3 separate regions of the Homo sapiens genome follow, and regions 2 and 3 are each linked to region 1. The links are chromatin contacts, found by Hi-C or POLR2A ChIA-PET in ENCODE. All regions are on one chromosome and are shown on one strand. Each heading gives the region's core, a stretch centred on a gene start or an enhancer-like site at or near the end of the contact. The rest is flanking DNA. Distances are from core to core; before and after follow the strand shown. Region 1 overlaps SNX9 (sorting nexin 9). Region 2 overlaps ZDHHC14 (zDHHC palmitoyltransferase 14). Region 3 overlaps ZDHHC14 (zDHHC palmitoyltransferase 14).

Evidence for each region. A loop is a pair of places that touch in the nucleus more often than their neighbours do. ChIA-PET counts read pairs that join two places held with the same protein, here RNA polymerase II (POLR2A). Pooled maps may share reads with other maps.
Region 2: a loop to region 1 is called in a pooled map, with 2.4 times the contacts of the local background. The contact joins two enhancer-like sites. A Hi-C loop is called at or near these places in 2 of 37 single-sample maps with no recorded cell type and 4 of 50 pooled maps. POLR2A ChIA-PET finds 5 or more read pairs at or near these places in 3 of 52 experiments (HEK293, activated B cell and activated T-cell).
Region 3: a pooled map shows a loop between it and region 1 (2.8-fold over the local background). The contact joins two enhancer-like sites. A Hi-C loop is called at or near these places in 9 of 37 single-sample maps with no recorded cell type and 5 of 50 pooled maps.

Annotation. Positions count from the first base shown.
Region 1 is chr6:157,844,958-157,848,138 of GRCh38, reverse strand. The region is part of intron 1 of SNX9 (sorting nexin 9); the gene reads right to left. Among named protein-coding and RNA genes, the nearest start is that of SNX9, 23 kb to the right of the region's middle. RefSeq lists an enhancer at 1,794-1,883. Within about 2 kb of position 1,743, at least 2 of the 41 ENCODE cell types and tissues checked have a DNase peak (open chromatin) inside an H3K27ac peak, as active enhancers do.
Region 2 is chr6:157,454,309-157,457,489 of GRCh38, reverse strand. The region is part of intron 1 of ZDHHC14 (zDHHC palmitoyltransferase 14); the gene reads right to left. Among named protein-coding and RNA genes, the nearest start is that of MIR3692, 73 kb to the left of the region's middle. RefSeq lists an enhancer at 1,498-2,389. Within about 2 kb of position 1,556, at least 2 of the 41 ENCODE cell types and tissues checked have a DNase peak (open chromatin) inside an H3K27ac peak, as active enhancers do.
Region 3 is chr6:157,555,806-157,558,986 of GRCh38, reverse strand. The region is part of intron 2 of ZDHHC14 (zDHHC palmitoyltransferase 14); the gene reads right to left. Among named protein-coding and RNA genes, the nearest start is that of MIR3692, 28 kb to the right of the region's middle. RefSeq lists enhancers at 1,483-2,268, 1,967-2,276. Within about 2 kb of position 1,931, at least 5 of the 41 ENCODE cell types and tissues checked have a DNase peak (open chromatin) inside an H3K27ac peak, as active enhancers do.

The sequences.
Region 1 (3,181 bases), core at 494-2,993:
AGAAGCATTGTTTTAGGAGGAGACACAGCCATCAACACGCAAAGCAATTCCAGGTGGTGGTGAGTGCAATTACAGAAGTTAATCAGGTGATGCGACAGAGTAAGGGCTTTACAGCAGGCAGGTGAGGAGGGGTCTTGCCAGTGAGGAACAGGGGCTAGGGAGAATGTGGGGTGGGGAGGTGGCAGGAGGCCCAGATAAAGGACTGTGTAAAGCCAGGTCAAAACAATGCCAGAGGCCAAATAATGCAAAGGTACATTTACCAAGAGAGTTATAAAAATTAATACCTTATTTTCAACAGGGCTTCCCTGCTGCTGTTTTTGTGCAAATAAATTAGCATTCAGAGATGAAAAGGAGTATTTACACAACCGACAAGTAAAATATACTGAAAAATATGTTACAGGATTTTAGCACTACTAAAACCAGAATAGACGACGTGTAACCTATGATGAAGCTTCCTCCCTCCTTCCTGGGCCCACGTGGAAATTATTAATCCATCAGCACAGATATACATAGCCTGGCTCCTTCCCAGCAAGGCCTCCCCACATTCCTGCTTGCCACTTTAGTCCCAAAAACTCAACAATCGAAATGGATGAAATTTAAAAATATATATTTTTCAGAAAGAAAACTCCTATAGAATATATAGCATTTGGGTTATTCAGCTTTTCCAAAGATCTACACCATCAGGAAAACTTTAGCCTCATCATTTTTCTTGGTCTTTTTAAAATAAGTACTACAAGGCTGGGCGCAGTGGCTCACAACTGTGATTCTAGCATTTTGGGAGGTGGAGGTGGGCAGATCGCTTGAGCTCAGGAGTTCAAGACCAGTCTGGGCAACATGGCAAAACCCCATCTCTACCAAAAATACAAAAATTAGCCAAGCAGTGTGGTGCACACCTGTGGTCTCAGCTAACTTGGAGGCTGAGGTAGGAGGATCACCTGAGCCCAAGAGGTGGAAGCTGCAGTGAGCTGGTATCATGCTACTGCATTCTAGCTTGGGAGACAGAGCCAGACCCTGTCTCAAAAACAAAAACCTGCAGACTCTCCTAGTTTCATAAAAAGCTTACTCTGAAAGTATAATTAAGAATAATCTTTTTTTTGAGATGGAGCCTTGCTCTGTTGCCCAGGCTGGTGTGTAGTAGTGCTACCTGGGCTCACTTCTCCACTTCCCAGGTTCAAGTGATTCTCATCCCTCAGCCTCCCAAGTAGCTGGGACTGCAGGCACACGTCACCATGCCCAGCAAATTTTTGTATTTTTAGTTGAGATGAGGTTTCGCCACGTTGGCTAGGCTGGTCTCAAACTCCTGGCCTCAAGTGATCCGCCTGCCTTGGCCTCCCAAAGTGCTGGGATTACAGGTGTGAGCCACCACACTCCGCCAAGAAGAACCTTTTCTTATGACTCAAGGTCACCATCATAACCATGAATTATTGTGTAAGGTGAAAGACACTGAATACTTATTTCCCAGCTCTCAGCTTTCACACATGAAAAATGACAGGGTCAGCCTAGATGATCTGCAAGTCTCTGGGCCTTTTTAAAGAATTTAAATACTTTATATCAAAGTATGTAAAGAACATTACTAAAGTGAAACATACTGATCTTTAAGCTACTCAAAATGATACTTCCCCTTAAGGTCATCGACATAAATACATATACAACTAGGTTACATGAGGAATATGGGTCTCTGCTTTAAGCCATACTTGGCCTGAGGCCAGTATTCTTAACTACGATTTATTTTTATCAGCAGTTCCTCTTCAGGGCAATTTCTTTTCTAGATTCACAGAGCTAACATAAACCTCACCACAGAACTACAGCTGGCTTTTAATGCAGCACAAATGTAGGCTTAAGGATATGGTAAAATAAGACTGCCAAAGAGAGTTAAGTTGGAAAAATAAAATAAAATTTGAAGAGCTAACTTAAAGTTTATTACATAAAAATGGAAGAATGAATCATACTTGGACAAAGGAAGAGATTTTGCCTAACAGCAGCTGACAGAGGGGAAAAGGTGACCAAGTGAGGGATGCATCAGATGCGAAGGCAGAGAAGCCGAAGACAATCTCATCAGGAGGGCCGTAAGAGACACCTGCACAGCAGGACGGGCGCCTCTCACCAGAATTTTGCCAGGATCCTTTGTGCCTTCCAGCTGATCCTTCTTGCAAATCAATAACACTGAAAGTGTTACAAAAGCACCTCTGATCATTTTGTAAATTATGATATGGCACTAGGATACTGATTTATTAAGGGAGTCAATCAAGTTATAAGAGTAAAGAACAAAACAATACCAAATTCAGCATCTACTATCAATTCTTTTCAAAGTCCAATATTCAGTTCACAAGAACCATACTCCAACCTAAGCAACCACAGGAACCAGCCATAAATCTCAAAACTATGACTAATGGGAGAGTATCACACAGCCTGTATGCTACACAATCAATTTACCAGATTCACCAATGCCGTCTATGCTTTGTATAAAATATGTGGCATGTTGAACTCCTGCATTTTGCAGGATACTCTCTAGTATACACAGGAAATTCTGACCCCACCATCTGAATCATATACTTACCATGAACCAGTTGTGATTACAGTAAGTTACTATAGCTATGCAACTGAATTATTACATAGCTAATGAAACATGAGTTCAAAAAAGAGTAATTGTTTCCAAGAAATGTAAGTAGATGGCTAAAAAGTTTACTGTCAAAATAAGTGTAAGTGAGACAACAGTTAAGACAAATGGGGCCGGGCACGGTGGCTCGCACCTGTAATCCCAGCACTTTGGGAGGCCAAGGCAGGCAGACCACCTGAGGTCAGGAGTTTGAGAACAGCATGGCCAACATGGTGAAACGCCGTCTCTACTAAAATACAAAAAAAATTAGCTGGGCATGGTAGCGGGTGCCTGTAAGCCCAGCTATTCGGAAAGCTGAGGCAGGAGAATCGCTTCTACCCAGGAGGTGGAGGTTGCAGTGAGCTGAGGTCATACCATTGCACTCCAGCCTGGGCGACAAGAGCGGAACTCCGTCTTAAAAAAAAAAAAAAAAAAAAGACAAATGGGAAAGGGCCAGGTGCGGTGGCTGAAGCCTGTAATCCTGAAATTGCCTTTGCAAAATTATGACTGAGACAATGAAGGAGATCTAACTTAATTGACTCCATCTTGCTTCTAACTTCCAAGCTGTCCTTGTTCACTCCTGGA
Region 2 (3,181 bases), core at 307-2,806, 390 kb after region 1:
AGAACAGTACAGGCTTTATTGTCCGTTTTAAAACATGATAGGATAGTTCTCCAGAATTCTTAGAGCAAATTTCCAGTTTCATACTCCAGTTCCAGGGAATGGCATTCCCAAATGATCACAAAACAGATTTTACAATACCAGCTAGCATTCCCACTCCTGGGCTCCATTTCTATTTGCTGTGGCCAAACAAATGAAGTTCCCAGAGCCCACGCTGGAAGCCCTGATAAACACCTCAACCACAGAATCTCAGTCTGTGGCCCACTCTGGCGCCAAAAAAGTGCCCATCCCAACTCGGTCTTTTTTTTTTTTTTTTTTTAGATGGAGTTTCACTCTTGTCACCCAGGCTGGAGTGCAATGGTGCAATCTCGGCTCACTGCAATCTCCACCTCCCGAGTTCAAGCGATTCTCCTGCCTCAGCCTCCCAAGTAGCTGGAACTATAGGCGCATGCACCACACCTGGCTAATATTTATTTATTTATTTATTTATTTATTATTGTATTTTTAGTAGAGACAGAGTTTCACCATGTTGGCCAGGCTGCTCTCGAACTCCTGACATCAGGTGATCCACCCGCCTTGGCCTTCCGAAGGGGCTGGGATTACAGGCATGAGCCACCACGCCCGGCCCACAACTCAGTCTTTGTACCAGCACATGTAATGCGATTACTAATGAAAACGTTACTTCTCAGTAATTTCAAAAAGAGGTGGACAGAAACAGAACGGTTCACTGAATTCTCCAAATAATTGTAAAATTCTTCTTCAATCTCCTCCTCCCTTGGTAAATTTCCAAACTTCTTTTTAAAAAAATGTAAAAACCTGACTGAAAGATCAGGCTGATAAGGCTCACTTCCTCTCTCTGCCCACACCTGCTCTCTGAAGCAGCTCGTACTGCCAGGGAGAAACATGGTGGTGCTTTGTCTTACTCAATTCTTGACAGTTTTAAGGGTGTTCTCGAATAAATAATGTCACGTCAGGTCCCTAACAGCGCTGAGTGCCGTTTTAGGTAGCTACTGTCCTTCCCACTTTGCAAAAACCCTGGCTCCATGGGGGAGGCAACATCCCACACTTATGACTAGGGAGAGCCTGGACTCTAGGCCAGGCCTTGATTCTCTACCCATTGCTTTGGCAGCCCCAGGATGAACGAGGAGAGGGCCAAGTGGATCACGAGCTGCCTGAGCAGCACCTGTTTTCAGGCCAATCAACCGAAAATGCTAAAATCGAAGGGCTAACAGGACACATCACTGGAACTGTCTTTGCTTTTGCTCAAACCCAAGCCCAGTACCTCTGTCAGAATCTAGGGCCACGCGCCGTGGCAGCCTCCTCGGGGAGGCAGAGGTCAGGAAGAGCTTCCCTCCCGCAGCAGGCCTCCTCCGGGAGTAGAAGGAAAGGATGTGTTTTCATAACGGAGGGCGCAATCTGCAAACATAAATGAACTCCGATGAAACCTAAATCCTCGCCGAAAAAGCAAAACTCCCATTTCCTCTGTTCTTTCTCTGAGGCCTAAGGATAATTCTCTTCTTTCCCCCACAAGTCAGATTAAAGGGGTGTGACCCGGTCCACTGCGACTATCAAAGGATGCCATTGACACGGAGATAGCTGCAGGCAGAGCGCCGCTCAGACACACAATGGGCCAACGTGTTACTTTCTCTCTCTAATTTCCTTTCTAAAACTAACTGCTTTATCTGAGAGAAAATGCTGTGTTCTACAGTCGTTTTCCTTCTAACAAGAGCCGCTTGTATCCCCAGTTGACTGTAAGAAAGATCACATTCTGTTCCTCATGAAGAAAATTACAATGTCCCCGAAATGGCCCGGTTCCTGCCGGAGGAGCGAGGGGTGTGCCAGGTGGGAAGCTGCAAGGCTCTAACCAGCCCCTCAACAGGACCCCCAGCTCACTGTAACTCCAGGATCTAGAAAACAACACAAACGCAAGCACAAAGGCCGGCGGCATCAGGGCCTCCAGACTTAAGAAAGACCTGGAGAAAACTCACTGTCTGCCAAAAGTCTGGACAGATTTCCCATGTGGTTCACCTGCTTCATTCAGGGTAGGAAGGACAATGAGGAAAGGCACTCAACAGGAACCCCCATGCCAGCGTCACCCTTCCAGGCCAGAACGCTTTCCTCCCCTGCTTTTGTCTTTTCTCAGTTCCTGAGTGCTTTGCCTCTAAGGCATGGTGACTGATCACTCTGCCCTTGTGAAGGCATCTCTAGAGCACTTCTGCTGCCTCACATCTTCAGGAAGACCGAGTCTTTCTGCAGCAGGTGCTCATCACAAACCCTGGGTCCTCCTGCCCATGCAGACTGGGAAATGCTTCAAGAACTTCGGGAGGCAATGATACTGCAGTGACTGCCCTGCTCAGTTCACTCCTAAAAGCTTTTTGCTGCCTTTCAAAGTGGCCTGGCTGCGCCTCCCAGGAAACATCAGGCCACAGATGTGCAGCTAGAATGGATGGGCCCGTCAGTTTGCGATAAATGAGAGTGTTAAAATGGTGACACTGAAACTGAGGCCTGTTTTCAGCCCAGAGTAACCAACAGCATTGTTCACAGGACTGTCAGAGGCACTCACAAAAGGATGCTTTCTGGTCCAACTGAAATCAATATTGTGCTTCTGCTGGGGCTTAGGAATATTTAACACCATGTCAGCATCAAATACAGCATTAACAAAAGAAAATAACTGCTTGGCCTGTGGCTTCTATTAAATAACTCCATTAACATGGCAGAAACTATCAAAATTTTCAGATGCTTTTTATGTGCTAAAAGAAAAATTAGAGCATTTATATCTATTTGCTCTTTAAATTGTGTCAGTTCATGTTTAAAGATGCATTAAGGCCAGGTCCCATGGCTCACGCTTGTAATCCCAGCACTTGGGGAGGCTGAGGCGGTGGGAGAATCACTTGAGCCAAGGAGTTCAAGGCTGCAGTGAGCTAGGATCACACCACCACTGAACTCTAGCCTGGGAAACAGGGTGAGACTCGTGGCAAAAAAAAAAAAAAAAAAGAAGAAGCTGCATTAAAAGCATTTTAAAATCAGTAATGTTATGTTGCATTTTTCTTCTTTTTCTTAGGGATACACACATTTCATAGCAAGGAGTCTTCTGAAATTAAAGAGTGTGGTATGTTAACATAAAGTAGAGAGATAACAGGGAATTACTCCTTGATGTTAGAAGACAAGTGCCTTTAAAAGTAGT
Region 3 (3,181 bases), core at 682-3,181, 290 kb after region 1:
TGATTAGACTCAAAGGGCTCACTTTCATTTGTATTAGAGAGCTGGGGGGAAATCCACCCTCCGAGGTTGGGGGCTGAGCAGCTGTGCCTGCAAGTCCTGCTTCCAGATGCTTCTCCCCTAGAAAGTTCCTACAGCAGGGAAGAGGAATCTCTGATCTACATTACTTGAACTTTGTTTTATTGTTTGTTTGCTTTTTTTTTTTTACCACCAAAGTTCACTTGGTGATTTTTGCAAAATGCCATCCCAATCATTTTTGTTTTAGTAATGACTCCTTACAACCACCCTGTGCACTGTCAAGTGGAAAAACAGAATCATAAGGGCCTGAAATGAGGATCCCAAACAGAAGACATAAAACCAAAAACACAATTCTGAGTCTTTCATTGCTTTTGCCTGAATCCAATCTTTCTTTACTGATGGGCCATTGCTTTTCTTATATTAGAAATTCCTCCTCTCCACAAAATTGGATTCCATGTTTGCACCAGAGTCATTAGTTTTGTTTTCCTCTAGACTTGGTAACAGCTGGGTGTCAGCCCTCTCGATTGGCTACTCTTGTCACTGAACGGCCTACCTGTGGGCGCTCTGGGTGATCCATGGCTCTTGAACAGTTTCCCTGTGTAATGCAGACTAGCCAGGTCAGAAATGAACCATCAGAATACCAGGCATCTGTCAAAAGGGGATCAGGGGGACATGAATGTCACCTGGCTCAGAGTAATTATCAGCCATTTCTGGGAATGGCAGCATGTCGGTTGAGGAGTTTAGATCTATGCTGTCCAAGGTGCTGGCCACTGTCTGCAGGGGGCTCTTGGGCACACATATTGTGGCTAGATCTCAAAGATTTAGTACAAAAAAAGAGAATGTAACATATCTCAATACTTTAAATATCTTTACATATTGATTACTTTTCAAATGATCATACTCCCAATAACTGGGCTAAATAAAACATACTATTAAAGTGAACTTCACCTGCTTCTTTTTACTATTATACAGTGGCTGCTGGAAAATTTACCATGTGTGGCTTGCATGTGTGGCTCACATTATAGACTACTGGACAGCGCTGGCTTGGCCAATCAAAATCATTCATTGGAAATCAGGGGAAATTCACTATTTATCCCAATAAGGGTGACGGAAGTGAGAGCAGTCCCCAGTACTCTGCCCGGATTGCACAGCATGGGCCTCCCACAGGGGAGTGGCCGCCATTCCTTTGCTAGTCTATTTGCTTGGGAGCACTGAGCTGAGAGCCATCTATTGCTCACACTCCTCTCAGTGGTTACAGAAATGAAACGAGGAAGTCTGCAGATAGCAATGGACCCAGCTGACAAGAGGTGGACCACAAACCCCTTCCTTGTCTTGAAGTTATTCTTAGAGCTAAATTTGCAAATAAGGACAACCAAAGTCTTGCCCCTAAAATAACGTTTTGTTTTCATCTCATTCTTCCATCTAACGCATGCTGGACACATCTAACCAACGACTCACCTCTGCCGAATGTGAAAATCAACTGTGCACTTTCTGTCCATGTCTATAAAATCCATATATATTATAGGATGAGCCATTGGAGACTAAAATCCTAACATGGCAAAAGTCAAGTTTCTTTTCCCTTCTATCAGAACAGGCACCCCTACCAATCCTGACGCCTGGCAGAACCCTCCCAGAGCCACCAGCCTGGCACAGGTCCTCTGCCCGCCCGTGGTGCTGGCCCTGCCCCTCTGTTTAATTTGGCTGCAATTTCCCACTCTGCCCTGACCTAGTCACCACTAGCAAATCCTCCTCTCCTGCTACAGCGTGCGAGAGGCTGTGCTAGGCCCGCAGGTGCAATATTTCATGTCATTCTCCGAGCAGCCCGGCAGTTCAGGTGGTGCTATTTTGCCCCTGGTTCAGAGAAGGTGACTGCAGCTGGAGGGCTGAGCGGCCTCCCCAGGACACAGCCCGGAGTGGCATGGTCTGGTCCAGGCTCTCGGCCTTTCCCTCGTGGAGAAAGAGGACTGAGTCCTCCCTCAGTGTCTCTTGGAGGGATCCCTCTGCGCTCCAGTTCCCTGATACAGGCCTGGCCTCATCTCTAACCCGAGCCCCTCAGTGCCCGCAACTCTTCCTCCTCATCAGCCCCACCTCTCACTGGCTTCTCCACCAGAGTCAGCACTCTTCAGCTCGCCTGGAACCCGCCCGGGCCTGTCCTTCAGCTGGTGGCAGCCATCTCTTCCCCTTTCTGTCCCCACCTGTCACTCTGCTCCAGCCTTTGCTTCAACACCAGCCTCGTGTCCCCTGTTCCAGCCCCGGGGCCTCGGCTCTGAGCTGTCTCCCTGGACTCCATCTCTGGCTTTCTTGTTCAGTCTCACTCTGTACGTGCTCCTGACTGTGCTGTCAATTAGGGTAGGCATTTGTATTCCTTTCAAACCTTGTTTGACTGCCTGGATTCGAGACCCGTTCCGCCTGCTGGCGACAGGAGCTCCATCCCCTGGCACTGCCTTAACCCCTACCAAACAGCACAGTGAGGGCATGAGCTCAGCGGCCAGGCAGGCCTTTGAGCTGTGCTCTGCTGATTACTAGTTGAGAGGCTTTGGGAGTTACTCGTCCTTTGCGTGCCTCAGTTTTTCCAGCTGTAAAGTGGGAATCACAGTAGCCTCTGGCTTAGAGGGCTGCCGAGAGGACTGATGGGCATGTGGAACACACACACATGGGGCCCGGGGACAGCGAGCGCTGTGGGGTGCTGGCCATCCCCCCTTCCCACCCTCCACCCCCCACCCCTGTCCTCTCTGCTGGCTCTGCTTTCCTGCCTGCTGACGCCTGCCTTGTGCAGCTATGACCCACCACAACACGAACCAAATCCACTAATTACTCCGAGTACGCCACGCTTGGCAGCTGAAGACATCTAGCTGGGGTCCCCATATTTTCCTGTTCAGTCGCTAGTTTGTAAAATAACACCTCCCTTCTCCTGGTCTCTGCCGCCCCGCATCCCAGTACCGCCTCCTCCGGCCATTCATGGCCTGCGTGTCTTGTGAATCCAGCGTGCATCTCTGTCCTCCAGAGGCCTCCCGTGATTAATCCCTCCTGATCCCCTCCTAGGCGGACGGTCCCTTCAGCCCTCACAAATTCAGTTCACATTACAGCAGTGGTTCTCTACTGGGGGTGACTTTGTGCCCAAGGGGACATTTGGCAATGTCGGGAGATAATTTTTTTGGCACAATTC